Linked DNA regions of Mus musculus: region 1 is linked to region 2. A link is a contact called in ENCODE Hi-C or POLR2A ChIA-PET data. All regions are on one chromosome and are shown on one strand. The core of a region is the stretch at or near the end of the contact, and the rest is flanking DNA. Distances in the headings are between cores, read along the strand shown. Region 1 holds the start of Pecr (peroxisomal trans-2-enoyl-CoA reductase). Region 2 holds the start of D230017M19Rik (RIKEN cDNA D230017M19 gene).

Region 1 (7,059 bases), core at 779-3,278, 40 kb before region 2:
CACATAGCTGGGAACTGTATTTTTCTGAAACAATTCTTCAACATCTCTATTTAAATGTATTTTTAGGGGACTGTGGAGATGGTCCAGCAGGAAAGGGTACTAATTTCTGTGCAAGGATTAAGACCCCAGTCAAATCCCCAGAACCCTGGCTAAGCCAGACAGGAGGATGTCTGTGACTCCCACCAGTTAAAGGGGGCAAGCTCCTGGTTCAGTGAGAGACCCTGTCTCAAGGGATTATAGGGCTGACAATGCTAAAGAAGGATATCCAGCAATCTCCTCTGGCTTCAACAGGAACACACATACACACACAAATACACCACACACACACACACACACACACACACACACACAAAAGAATTATTTTTAAAAAGAGGTTACAGTGGTGCCATTTTTTAATGTGTTCATGATCACATAACTGACATAAACAGACGGCTACCAGAGCTCTTGATGGACTTCCCAGACAAAAACAGCCAGAGAGCTTTAGCTCTTCCTTTCTGCGTGCTGGTTGGAATCCATCAGCAGCTAAGCTGGAGAGGGAAGTGCTTCTAAAAAGAGGTCAGAGAAGGCCAGGGAGGTGGAGGGCCTAGAGGTGCTCTCAGAACTGCAGTCTGGCTGGTGCGAGAGACCCAGTGTCTAACTTCACTTCTCTCTGTGAATTTTTTAAGTAGTGGCTCCAACCGCCACCTCCCCAAACAGACACAAATGGCATTTGTTGACTGGAAAAGGGAAAACAGAGCACCCCCGGCAAAGTTAGAAAGACTGTTGTCCTGGATTAAGACCAATGACCTAGCATAGTCCGACATAAGGAAAGAGATAAACAGAAAAGAGCTAAGAGGGCAAGGCTGCTGCTGCTGCGCTTGATGATGGGGTTCAATCCCTGGTGGCACCCATACGGTACAAGAAGAGAACTGACTCCTGCAATTCGTCTTCTCACACACACACACACACACACACACACACACACACACACATATGTAATGTTAATTTTTAAATGAACAAACAGAAGGGCAGGGCATGGTATCCCATGCCTTTAATCCCAGCATTCAGTAGGCAGAGGCAGGGGGAATCTCTTAAGTTCCAGGCCAACCTGATCTACATAGTGAGTTCCAGGACAGCCAGGGCTATAGAGAGAGAGACCTTGTCTCAAAAAAAAATTAATAATAATAATTAATTCAAAACAAACAGAATGTGAACAATAAATTGTTCCTTGGAACCAACTGGGAGCTGATAAGTTCCTTGCTGAAGGTAGGAGCTAAAAGGCAGGTTCCAAAACCATAAACCTAGAAATGAATCTTACAAGAACCATGCAACGATTCATCTTTATCTGCTGCTATATAACCCAGATGAAACGGACCAGGTCTCAAATCTATGGAAGGGTGCTTTTTTTTTTCATTTCTGGGTGGGGCACTGAGAATGAGGTGAGGGTGGCCTAAAATCATTTTGTTTAATCATTCATTATTTAGGCTCTGTGGATAACTGCAACTGTGTGCCCTCTCCTGCCCCACCCCCTCCTCCCTTTCGACTCCCTCCCTGAAGAAGAAGGGATCTGGGACCTGGATGGCTTCCCTTCAGCTAACCTAAGCCTTTCCCCACTTCCTAGCCCTCTGCACACAGCTGCTGAAGCCCAGACAGCCAGATGTCTGTTGCAGATCGGTACTGCGAGGGCCCAGACCTGCAGCCTTTCTCTACACAGATGCTCTGGAGATGTAATTTTAATTAACGGTGGGAGCTATGGCCCCAAGGATTGGATTTTCAGAACAGAAAATATCCTTCCCATTTCGTTCTTTCTCACTCTCTTTTCATTCCTCTGTCGTTTCCCCCCAATGTCACCGACATTTAAAAATAAATATGAAAAAAATCGAACGAGGAGTCTCACCCACACCTTCACTGGGACCCAGGAGGGAAGCTGAGGATGCAGACGGCTGCGGGCGGCCGCCAGGAGCGGTCCAGCTCTGGGAGGAGGCCTAGCGCGCCGCGAAGGCGGGGCCTGGGCGGGGCCTGAGGCGGGACCACGCGGACTTAGGGGCGGGGTCTGTTTGGTTACGTGGCCAAGGACTGCTACTAATAGAGCTACTTCTGAGGAACACGTGGTCTAGCTTTAGCAAGAACTCAGAGACAGACACTTTGTGGCCATGGGCTCTTGGAAGACTGGTCAGAGCTACCTAGCGGCCGGGTTGCTGAAGAACCAAGTGGCCGTGGTCACCGGCGGGGGCACAGGCATTGGAAAAGCCGTCTCCCGGGAGCTCCTGCACCTGGGTACGTGAGCAGGCCTCTGGGGCTGGGCTAGTGTCCGCAGAGGTCCAGCTCGGGTAAACTGGGTTCAGAGACAGAGGGGAGTGCTGGCGGACCGGGAAGAGGTTGCAAAGCTCCGGTCTGCAGAGCTGAGCAATGAGGGAAAACGAAATAACAGAGGTTTTATTCCGAATAGCCGAGAAATGTTGAGAGGCCCTGATCAGATTTTCTTCTCACGTCCCCTGTGCTAAAAGCAAGAAAAAGGAAAAGTTATTAAACTTAGAATGATCACGTAAACACACGCACAAGGAAGCCATCAAGAAGAAAATAGTTACATTTAATATTTAAATATGTGAGAATGTGCATCTTCTTTGGGTTTACTTTTTTTTGTTATTTTGTTTTGTTTTTTTTGTTTTTTTCTAGACAGGGTTTCTTTTTATTAGCCCAGGCTGTCCTGGAATTCACTTTGTAGACCAGCTGGCCTCGAACTCAGAAATCCGCCTGCCTCTGCCTCCCGAGTGCTGGGATTAAAGGCGTGCGCCACCATGTCCGGGTTTTGGGTTTACTCTTAACCCAAAGCAAACTGTTCCCAGGTGGTGGTGACATATGACTTTAATTCCAGCACTCAAGAGGCAGAGACAGGTGGATCTCTGTGAGTTTCAGGCTAGCCTGGTCTACAGATCGAGGTCCAAGTCAGTCGAGGTTTCACAAAGAAACCCTGCCTCGAAGATGTGGGTAAGAAGGAAGAGTGCAAAGTTTATAAAGGCATATTTGAAAAGTATTTCCAACACGACGCTTGTATTGTGCAAAGAGCTTTGACAAGTAGATTTTTTTTAAAGATTTTTAAAATTTTATTTTATGTATATGAGTACACTGTAGCTGTCTTCAGACACACCAGAAGACAGTATCAGATCCCATTACAGATGGTTGTGAGCTACCATATGGTTGCTGGAAATTGAACTCAGGACCTCTGGAAGAGCAGACAGATCTCTTATCTGCTGAGCCGTCTCTCCAGCCCTGACAAGTAGATTTTTAAAAATCTGACATCAAGTGGAACAAATGAGAAATGATTTGGCCTTGACATTCCATGCTGAACTAACACAAGAAATAAATACATGGAGAAATGATTGACTTTATCTTATCAGCAGTACACTGCAAAAAAAAAAAACAAGACAGTATTGCAGTTTGCACTTTACCATTACTTCCAGCCTGTCTTCCACCAGGAAACTTCCCCTGGGAGGAGGAATTATTAAAAAAAAAAAAAAATCAACCAGTACCTGTTTAGTACAAAGGTCAGGATCTTGGCCTCTGTCAGCAAATTTGCAGAACCTTGGTTCCTCTTCTGTGGATTGCTAGTTGTTGAACCTCTTTTTGAGTAAGTTTGCATTGGGCAAACACTACACCAGTTCTGGGGTCGGCCAACAGAGTATTGTGGCATGACTGTAAATATAAGGCCACTCAGCCCTGGAGATGCTGTGAGAGTCCTGGGGTATGTCCCTAGGGAAATACTTCCTACACCTAAAAGAGAAGTGAACATTGTACTGCTGTATTTATCATTGGATTGCCTTCCATGAGAGAATATGGGAAAAAAAGTTCTTTTAAAGTTTTGTTGTATTTTTAATTATATATGTGTATTGGGAGGCAGAGGAGGGCCTGTGAGTGGGAGTACAGGTGCCCATGAAGGCTGGAAGTGGCAGATCCCCTGGAACTGGAGTGTGAGCCACCCAGTGTGCGTGGTGAGAGCCAAGCTCATGCCCTCTGCAAGAGAAGCACAAGCTCTCTTAAGCTCCGGGCTATCTCTCCAGCACCAAGTATGTGAAATACTCTCTCCTATGGCTTTTTCAGTCTTTGTTGTTGTTTTTTTGCTAACGCCAGAATTAATGGCTGTTTTCTGTTGTTATGTCAACCCAAATTGGACAGTAGACTATTATAAAGCATTAGCCGAGAGCTGGCAGGAAGGCTTAGTGGATGAAGGTGCCTGCGGCCAAGCCTGATGGCCTAAGTTCAATCCTCAGAACAGGAATGGGGGAAGGAGGGGACTGAGTTCCACGAGTTACCCAACCTCTGCACAAGCACCAGGCCCCCCCCCCCCCCACACACACAGATAAATTCTTTAGTAAAGTGTTAGCTGGTCTGCCTTCCTCAGATATATAGGCTATCAGAACGTCTTAACAACTGTTACAGGTGTCCCTGGCACAGCACAGCACAGCATAAAGGAGACCTAGCAGCGACCGTGAGCTAATGCTATGCAAAACAAACTGGTCATCTTTGGGGGGGGGGGGGAATTACAAATGTCTCCTTACCTTTGTTGTTGTTGTTAGTGTTGTTGTTGTTGTTGTTGTTGTTGAAAAGTCTTTCATTTCTAGTTACAGACATGTACTGGGGTGGAGGAAGGCTGTGCTATAACCACACCAGGCTAGTGTTGGTAGGAAGGGGTTGGTCAGAAGTGCCAGTGTCATCTGGAGGGAGTTGGGGATGGGGTGAATGTGCCCAGAATACGTTCTAGGAGTTCCCCCGAGTAAATAAAAGCAGGAGTTGAAAGGGTGCAAAGTTTCAATTAGGAAGGATAACGTCTGGCTGGCTGTTGCCCATAGTGCTTATTAAATGCACAGTTACTAAGACTGTGTTGTACGGAGGCACCTGCTGCCGAGAATTCCTAGGACCTACATGGTGGAGAGGGCAGATTCCTGGAAGCTCTGACCTCCACATGGGTGCTGTGACACACACACACACACACACACACACACACACACACACACATTGAACAAATGTAATAAAAGGAAGTAATATAGTTAATGTTTCAAAATTGCTAGAAGACTTTTTTTGTTTGGTTGGTTTCTTCTTTTCCTTTATAGCTTTGGCTAGTCTGAAAGTCACAGAGATTCACCTGCCTCTGCCTCCTGAGTAGTGGGATTAGATTCAAGAGTCACTACATCTGGTCTTTACTTTACATTTAACTGACAATTAAATTATCTGTACTGAGAATTGAACCCAGAGCTTTGTGCATGATCAGCAAAGTTCTTTACCACCTGGATACGTCCCCAGACCTCTCTTTAAAAACAAAGCAACAATAACAAAACCTTTTTATTTGAAGTCTGGCCTTCTCACTCTGTAGCCCAGGCAGCCCTGGAATTGGTGATTCTCCTGCCTCAGCCACCTGAGTAGCTCAGATTATAAGCTAGAACACCAGGCCTGCTTTAAGGATACTTTACCTATCATCTACCTATCGCAGAGGAATGGCTAAGTATGAAAGGAGATGTGTTCATTAGTCTGATTTAATCATTACATGGTATATAAAAATACCAAAAACATCGAAAATATACTCAGTGAATGTACAATTATTTGTCAGTTAAATGTAAAATAAAACCAGATGTAGTGGCTCGCTCATTTAATCCCAGGACTCGGGAGGCAGAGGCAGGTGGATCTCTGTGATTTTTCAGACTAGCCAAAGCTACATAGTGAGACCTTGTCTCAAAGGGAAAAGAAGAAATGGCCCCAAGAATTTCTGTAATGTGAAGCTTGTTGTGATTCTTAAACCTCTCCGACCTTCAGCTCAACCATTTTCCCTGTTTATATTGAGAAGTCTGCACTTAGCAGTGCCTTCTGGCTACGCCTGCCTGTAACTCTCTCCAGTGTGTTAGCATGCCTGCATCAGCTCATCCCTCTCTAACCCCCCGGGCTTCCGTTGTTAGCAGTTTTTAATTCCTTTTTTTGCTTCTATCGAATTGGCCAATCTTGTTTGATCAATCACTTTTGCAACATGTCACACAGTTTAGCATGGGGAGTTGAGGAAATGACACGCTATGATCTGTATGTCTGTGTTTGAGCTGAACAGCAGATGGCCAAGAATCAGTTACTAAAAGACCTACCCGCTCCGCACATAGAGTTTCTCTGTATATCGATGGCTATACCGGAACTCACTCTGTAGACCATGCTGGCCTCAAACTCAGAAATCTGCCCGCCTCTGCCTCCCAGAGTACTGAGATTAAAGGTGTATGCTACCACTGACTGACTGACTGACTGATATACACATACATACATATATATATATATATACATACATACATATATATATATATGAGTACCCTGTAGCTGTCTTCAGAAACACAAGAAGAGGGCACAGATCCCATTACAGGTGGTTGTGAGCCACCATGTAGTTACTGGGAATTGAACTCAAAACCTCTGGTTAAGAACTCGGTTAAGATGACTCCGTGTTCCTAACCGCTGAGTCATCTCTCCAGCCCTCTACATATACTTTAAATCCCACTACACATTGTTAATTCTTGTCCTTCAAATGATCCTTTTTTTTTTTAAAGTCAGTGTGAATAGAAAGAAGAAACAGTTTGTATAGTCACAAAATTTTCATTTCCAGTTCTGATTTTTCAGTCTTTGATAGTTCTATACAGGTATGTAATGAATTTTAGTGGCTTCTAACCCCCTGCTGTTATCTCTCATCCCCGCCTGTCTTTGAAACTAGTTTCATTTGGATTTTGATGTCTTCTGATGTGAGAGACCTACTGAGTTTAATTGCAGTTGGCTGTTTGATGAGTGTGAAAGGGATGGGGTGTTTGTTTTGTTTGTTTTTTAATGCATGAGCAACATACCAGTGGGTATTAGCACTGAAGAAAATTACTCTCAGCAACCATTGACATCACATAGCCCCGCAGGAAGGGGCAGGGCCTCATGAGCACCTCTTCGACCCTTGAGAAAATGATGCTGGTCCTTCCCAGCCTTGTGCAAGTCTGGGTAGGGCAAGCACAGGTTGGGTGAGTGTTTCCACCACTCGTTCCCACCCTGACTGACTCCGCTTTTGGAAGGACTTAACTC
Region 2 (7,423 bases), core at 4,550-7,049:
ATGAAAAAAGAAACCATCTTCAACAAATAAATGGGGTTGATCTAACTGGATATCTTTATGTAGAAGAATGCAAATAGATATGTATCTATCACCCTACACAAAACTCAGTCCAGCTGGGCGATGGTGGCACAGGCCTTTAATCCCAGCATTTGTGAGGCAGAGGCAGGTGGATTTCTGAGTTCGAAGCCAGCCTGGTCTACAGAGTGAGTTTCAGGACAGCTAGGACTACACAGAGAAACTCTGTCTCAAAAAAACCAAAACCAAAACCAAAAAAAAAAAGTTAAAAAAAAAAACAAAACAAACAAACAAGAAAAACCTCAGTCCAAGTGGATCAAAGACCTCAACATAAAACCATATATACTGAACCTGATAGAAGAGAAAGTGTTGGCACAGGCAACAACTTTTTGAACAAAACACCAATAAACAGGCACTAAGATCAACAATTAATAAATGGGGCCTCATAAAACGGAAAAGGTTCTGTAAACACCATCAATAGAACAAAACAGCAACCTATAGAATGAGAAAAGATTTTCCCCAACTCTACAGATGACAGAAGGCTACTATCCAAAACAAACAAACAACTCAAGAAACTAGACATCAACAAACTAAATAATCCAATTTTAAAAAATGGGGTACAGCTGGGCGTAGAGGCGCATGCCTTTAATCCCAGCACTTGGGAGGCAGAGGCAGGCAGATTTCTGACTTCGAGGCCAGCCTGGTCTACAGAGTGAGTTCCAGGACAGTCAGGGCTCCACAGAAAAACCCTGTAAAACAAAACAACAACAACAAAAAAGACAATTTATGCTGGTGAGGATGTGGAGCAAGGGGAGCGCTCCTCCACTGCTGGTGGGAGTGCCACTTTGGAAGTCAATGTGGTGGTTTCTCAGAAAATTGGGAGTCAGTCTACCTCTCAAGACTCAGCTGTATCACGCCTGGGCATACACCCAAAGGATGCTCCATTCAATCAAAGGACACTTGCTCAAACCTGTTCATAGCAGCTTTGTTGTGTCCGGCCAGCAGATCACAGCCTGGGTTCTAGCCTGGAAAGGCATTTTGGAAACCTGGAAGAGAAGGGCTAGGCGACGAGAGAAAATGATGCAGCTAAGACAGGCATTCTGATCAAAGCTCAATTTTACTGTTCCGAACGCAGTTATGAAGCAGGGGAAAGGGGCCCGATTCCTGCCAATTAATCTCGGGGGTCCAATAGCAGGGTGACCATGTGATGGCTTCAGAACAGGAAAGTGACAGGCTCCAGCAGTGGGCGTGGCAGAACGATTGAGTGGGAAGCTCCACCCCTGAGCAAGCAGGTTTCAGACTAGGGGAGGGGAGACTACATCTCCTCCCTGTTGTTAATAAAAAAAAAAAAAAAAAAAAAAAAGGCTGGCCTGAGGCAAAAAATTTATCTATGCTCAATAGTTCTGCCTGAATTTTTAGGTCTAAAGAAAAAACCTGTCTCCTTGGGATTCCCTAACTTTTCTTATGGTAAACCGTGTCTGGAAAAGACTGTCCTTTCTGTCCTAGTAAACAACTAACAGAAAAGCCCTGAGCAGTAGGCTCTGACTTTATAATGCTAATTAGTACTAAATAAGTAAATTCCTAGTTGAATTTTAAGTAGGGCGTTGGAACCCTGGCGAAGTTTGACTGAACAAATTTGAAATGCACTTTATTAAGAATAACACTGAATTGATATTCCTCCGCATTTTTGGATGACAGGCGGGAAACAGGGAGGAGGGGTATGACCGGCTCTGTAGTACAAGGCCAATTGGCTTATTTTGGGGTGGGAGGCTGTGAAGGGCTTGCCCTTCAGACAGTATGGTCTCCAACCTCTCTCCCCCTATTAATTAAGTTTAATAAGGCCACGCTTAACTGAGGTGATCAAATGATTTTCTCATCCATAGATGAGTGGGCTTGGGTGGACATTGACCTGATTCCTCCCGTGGGTGCTGTCACGACCCACACCTGTGGCTCTTGGTATCTTTGGGGGAGAGGGAGACTACACAGCTTTACTCATAATACCCAGAAACTGGAAACAACCTAAATATCCATCAACCGAAGAATGGATAAAGAAAATGTCACCGTGCATTCACAGAATGGAATATTATTCAGCTGTTAAAAACGATAATATTGGGCTGGTGAGATGGCTCAGTGGGTAAGAGTACCCGACTGCTCTTCCAAAGGTCCAGTGTTCAAGTCCCAGCAACCACATGGTGGCTCACAACCATCTGTAACAAGATCTGACACTCTCTTCTGGTGTGTCTGAAGACAGCTACAGTGTACTTACATATAATAAATAAATAAATCTTTAAAAAAAAACAATAATATTCAGCCAGGGCTACACAGAGAAACCCTGTCTTGAAAAAAAAAAAAAAAACCAAAAGACCAAAACAAAACAAAACAAACAGGCCGGGCGTGGTGGCGCACGCCTTTAATCCCAGCACTCGGGAGGCAGAGGCAGTCGGATTTCTGAGTTCGAGGCCAGCCTGGTCTACAGAGTGAGTTCCAGGACAGCCAGGGCTACACAGAGAAACCCTGTCTCGAAAAAACAAAAAACAAAAAAAAACAAAACAAAACAAAACAAAAAAAACAACAAAAAAAAAACAAACAAACAAATAACCCAATAAAATTGTGAAATTTGCAGGCAAATGGAACTAGAAAAAAAAATCTTGAAGGAGGTAACCCAGACCCAGAACCACAAACATGATATGTACTCTCTTATAAGTGGATATTAACTGTAAAGTAAAAGACAGTCCTACTGTGGTCCAGTGACCCAGAACAGCTAAGTAAGGAGGAGGGCTGAAGGCAGAGATGCAAGGTTCTCCCTGGGAAGGAAAAATAGAATAAATTTTGTGGGTGGGTGTGATGGTTTGTATATTCTTGGGCCAGGGAGCGGCACCACTTGAAGGTATGGCCTTGTTGGAATAGGTGTGTCACTGTGGGCATGGGCTTAAGATCCTCACCCTAGTTGCCTGGAAGTCAGTCTTCCACTAGCAGCCTTTGGATGAAGATGTAAAACTCTCAGCTCTGCCTGCGCCATGCCTGAATGAATGCCTGCGCCATGCCATGCTCCCACCTTGATGATAATGGACTTAACCTCTGAACCTGTAAGCCAGCCCCAATTAAATGTTGTTTTTATAAGACTTGCCTTGGTCATGGTGTCTGTTCACAGCAGTAAAACCCTAACTAAGACAGTGGGGGTGGCACAGGAGGGATCAGGTAATGGGGAGAAAATACTGGGAGAAAGGAGAGGATTTAGAGGACATTTCAAGGGGAGAGGTGGAAATCTAGTGCAATGGAAACTCCATGGAACCTGCAAGAATAGCCCTAGCAAGGACTCCTAGTAATGGTGACTCTCAGGGCCTGAACCAGCCATCTTCTGTAATCAGGCAAGGCCTCAAGTGGATGGATTGGGACACCAACCTAGCCACAAAACTTTCAACCCAAAGTTTATTATGTCTGTAGAATGTTCTGGGACTGGAGCCTAGCAGAAGGGACACCATGAGAACAGAGCTCACAGAATCAACTGACTGACACTCGTGGGGGCTTGAAGAGACCAGGGAGCCTGTAAGAGTCTGACCTAGGTCTTGCTGTGTATGCTATGGTCGTGTAGCCTGGTGTTTCGTGGAGGAATCATAACAGTGAGAGTGGGGGCTGTCCCTGACACTTACCTACTTGTGGGATGCTTTTTCCTACAAGATTGCCTCATCCAGCCTTGAGTAATGATATGTTCCTGGTCGTAATGTAGGTTGTTTATGCTGTGTTTGGTTGATGTCCTTGGGAGACCTGCTCTTTTTTGAGTGGAGGTGGGAGAGGGTGGATCTAGGGAGGACACGGGTTGGGACACTAGGGAGAGGACATCTGCAGTCCAGATAAAATATATGAGAGAATAAAATATATTTGACTTTATGTGTATGAGTGTGTTGCTTGCATATATGTCTGTGCGCCTGGTACCCATGGAAGTCAAGGTATTGGCTCCCAGACAGTGCCCTAACTTAACCTCTGAGCTATTTCTCAAGCTCCTAAACATTTATTTTCATCTTATTTTAAAATTATGCATGCAATGGGGTGGGGGTGGGGGTCGTATGTGCAGGCCATTGCCGGGTACCAGCTGTAGTTAATTTGATGTTGTTGTTGGCATTTTTCACTTTTTGATAACACATTGTAATGGGAACAGCTCCAAATTACTTTGCTTAATTCTTCAGGCTTAAACAATCGCCTGAGTTTGGACAAAATGGCAGCACTCTACCCATTCTTCTCAGGACAGTCACTAGAATTTATTTCAGGGGCTGGTGAGATGGCTCAGTGGGTAAAAGCACCCGACTGCTCTTCTGAAGGTCCAGAGTTCAAATCCCAGCAACCACATGGTGGCTCACAACCATCCATAACGAGATCTGACTCCCTCTTCTGGAGTGTCTGAAGTACAGTGTACTTACATATCATAAATAAATAAATCTTAAAAAAAAAAAAAAAAGGACTGACTGCTCTTGCGGGGGTCCTGAGTTCAATTCCCAGCAACCACATGGTGACTCACAACCATCTGTAATGGGATCTGATGCCCTCTTCTGGTGTGTCTGAAGGCAGGTACAGTACTCATATATGTACAATAAATAAATAAATCCTTTTAAAAATAATTTATTTCAGAAGAATCTAGGACTCTGACACAACTTCTGTCAGTGAATCATTATTTATAGGTTACTGTACAAAAATAACATACCTAGAGCGGGTCTTTGCTGTGAAAATCAGCATAGGCATAAACAGTCAACAAAATTTTAGCTTTCAGAAAAATTATGCAAGCCTAAGAGTTTTTAATGCCACCAGACTTACATAACTAGCAAGTGTTTTGTGACAGTAAGCTGAAAATAACTTGTCCATCTTAGTAACCTTACAGCCTCACAGCTCTTTCCAGATCAAAAGCTAGACATTATGTAGAATATTATGCAGCAATGTAGAGTGATGTGCAGTAAAACTAACAGGTTGGTAAGAAATCCACGTTGGCCTAATTTCTAGGTCTCTTATTAAACCAGCATTATTCCCCAGAGGGGAAAAAAAGAGATAAAAACCTTAGAGTCTTTCCCACCTAATCACAGTTATTGACCAGTGGATGGAAAGACTGTGTAAAAAAGTAAAGAAGCGAGCTGCTCTGCCTGAAAAGCCTGGTAGTGGAAATATGAAACCTGAATAATAATAAGAAAAGTAAAGCAATAGAAAAAGATCAACTGGCGGCAAGCAGGCGGACTTCCGAGTTAGAGGCCAGCCTGGTCTATCAAAGAGGGGTTAACGAGACCCGGGTAACTACAAAGTAGAAAAGAAGACAGAAAAAGTAACTGCAGCCTGTATTTACGAGCTATAATAGTCCTAAATGTCTTACATTTAACCAACATTGTTCCCCAGAGGGGTTGCACCGTTCCTGGAGGTACTGCAATACCAGGTCGATGCGTGGAGTGGACGGAGCAAGCTCCTATTCCAACTCCTAGTTCCAAAAATCCATTTAATATATTGTCCTCGGATAGAGGACGTATCAGATATTAAACTGATAAGAACAGATACTACACTTGATCTTAGCCAAAAGGCCGAGAAGCGATACCAAATACAGACCACGCAGCCATGCTCTGCGTCCGTGAGACACATTACCTTTGTGGTGACCGCTCGCAACCCTCACTTCCTGCCTCCCCCGCGGTTCCTTCCTCCTCCGATCCGCGTCTGCGCCCTCCACACCTCACTCCCACTCCAGCACCCACGGCTTCAGATTCAACGTCCACGACCCGGGCTCTCCCGGCGTTCCCGAGCGCGCACGCCGAGTATGATTTGCATGCCCCGCCCCCTCGCGAAGGGCGTGACAACACAAGCCCAAATTAGGCCTGTGCACGTCGCCACGCCCCTCGCGTGGAGGCAGGACGTGCAAATCAGCTCTTCCCCGCGGCCTCCGCGATTCACAGGCCGACTCACAGACTATTGCGGTTTGGAATCCACCGGAAATAGAAAGACCTGAAGGGGGCATGTCCACGGCCAGATGCACTGGATAAACTCTGAGGCAGGACGGTGGCTGAAGGGTGGACCTACTGCTCCTAGTTCGCGTTGTCTTAAGACAATCTTCCCTTGTTGAGAGGCTGGCTCCACAGGGAGTCTAGCAGGCTAGTGATTTTCTGTTAGGTGTTTTCACAATGTTGTCAAGGCAAACCTACTTAGGTAAAAACTGTAGTAAATCTTGACCAAAAAAAAAAAATGTCATATATTGAAATCCTTAATAAATTGTGTGATGTCTTTGAACTTTTCTACAGTTTTCAGGCTAAAAAATACCGATGGTTAACATCAAATGCAATAATAATGCAGGGATCGATGATGTTTGGCACGTGGGAGTGAAGAGTGGACAGTCACTACTCTTATTAGCTCCTTGGTACCCAGAACCTTAGATCATTTTCAGTTTAAGGACAGACATAATCCTGAGAGGAATTTACCCCGAAGAGCTGTAGGCTCTGGGCTGGTTCTGTGCCTCTTTGAGTGTTATAGGGAATAAAGCTGGGTAGGATGCTTTCCAACCACTGCCACTGGAAATTGCAGAATGGAGGACCAGATCAGGCAAAGCCTAAACTATATGAGACCCAGCCTCAAGTAAAAGACAATCTGCCAAATATAAAGGGCAAAATACTAAAAGACCAAACTTCTAAATGTGTTTATGTGTAAGTACTCAATATTGTAGGATTTGGGCTTAGAGTTGCCCCCAAGGCTTTGGGACCTCTTATGCCAAACACAAACACCATCCTGATACATCCTATTACAGAGATTTTGTTGTGTTTTCTTATATTTGTAACTTTAAATCACTTTGTAACCATCAACTACTTAATGGATTGTCATTAGCATTTAAATCCTTTAGGTAAAGGTACCAGTGATGGTTTGAATAAGAATGGCCCCCACAGACTCATATATTTGAATGCTCAGTCACCAGGCAGTGGAATGTTTGAAAGGATTACAAGGGTTAGAAGGTGTGGCCTTGTTGGTGGAAGTGTGTCACTGGGTGTGGTCTTTGAGGTTTCAAAAGCCCATGCCAAGTCCAGAATCTTTTTCTGCCCGTGCTCCAGGAATTCGCTCTCAGCTACTGTTCCAGAGCCTACCAGCATGCTTCCCACCACACCATGATGAGATTGGGCCACATCTCTGAAACTGTAAACCCGCCCCAATGAAATGACTTTTCTTACAAGAGTTGCGGGGCGGTGGTGGCACACGCCTTTAATCCCAGCACTTGGGAGGCAGGTGGATTTCTGAGTTCAAGGCCAGCTTGGTCTACAGAGTGGGTTCCAGGACAGCCAGAGCTACACAGAGAAACCCTGTCTCGAAAATCAAAAAAACAAAACAAAACAACAACAAAAAAGAGTTGCCATGGTCATGATGCAGCAACAGAACAGTCACTAAGATTGTATGCCATTAATTT

The links. Hi-C counts contacts between places; a loop is a spot of excess contacts on that map. ChIA-PET counts read pairs that join two places held with the same protein, here RNA polymerase II (POLR2A).
Region 1: a loop to region 2 is called in a map of gastrocnemius, with 4 times the contacts of the local background. The contact joins the promoter of Pecr here to the promoter of D230017M19Rik in region 2. A Hi-C loop is called at or near these places in 3 of 37 maps with a recorded cell type or tissue (gastrocnemius and heart). POLR2A ChIA-PET finds 5 or more read pairs at or near these places in 5 of 5 experiments (Patski and embryonic stem cell).

The regions. Positions count from the first base shown.
Region 1 is chr1:72,279,290-72,286,348 of GRCm38, reverse strand. It overlaps Pecr (peroxisomal trans-2-enoyl-CoA reductase), which reads left to right and starts at 2,028. Exons shown (of 8, transcript NM_023523.6): 1 at 2,028-2,256. The coding sequence starts at 2,133. Tmem169 (transmembrane protein 169) reads right to left here and starts at 1,976. Exons shown (of 3, transcript NM_175564.4): 1 at 1,883-1,976. It overlaps Gm51631 (a long non-coding RNA gene), which reads left to right. Exons shown (of 3, transcript XR_003947863.1): 3 at 1,601-1,851.
Region 2 is chr1:72,242,369-72,249,791 of GRCm38, reverse strand. D230017M19Rik (RIKEN cDNA D230017M19 gene) reads right to left here and starts at 5,799. Exons shown (of 4, transcript NR_155355.1): 1 at 5,629-5,799. Gm24497 (a small nuclear RNA gene) reads right to left here and starts at 5,579; the gene lies at 5,389-5,579.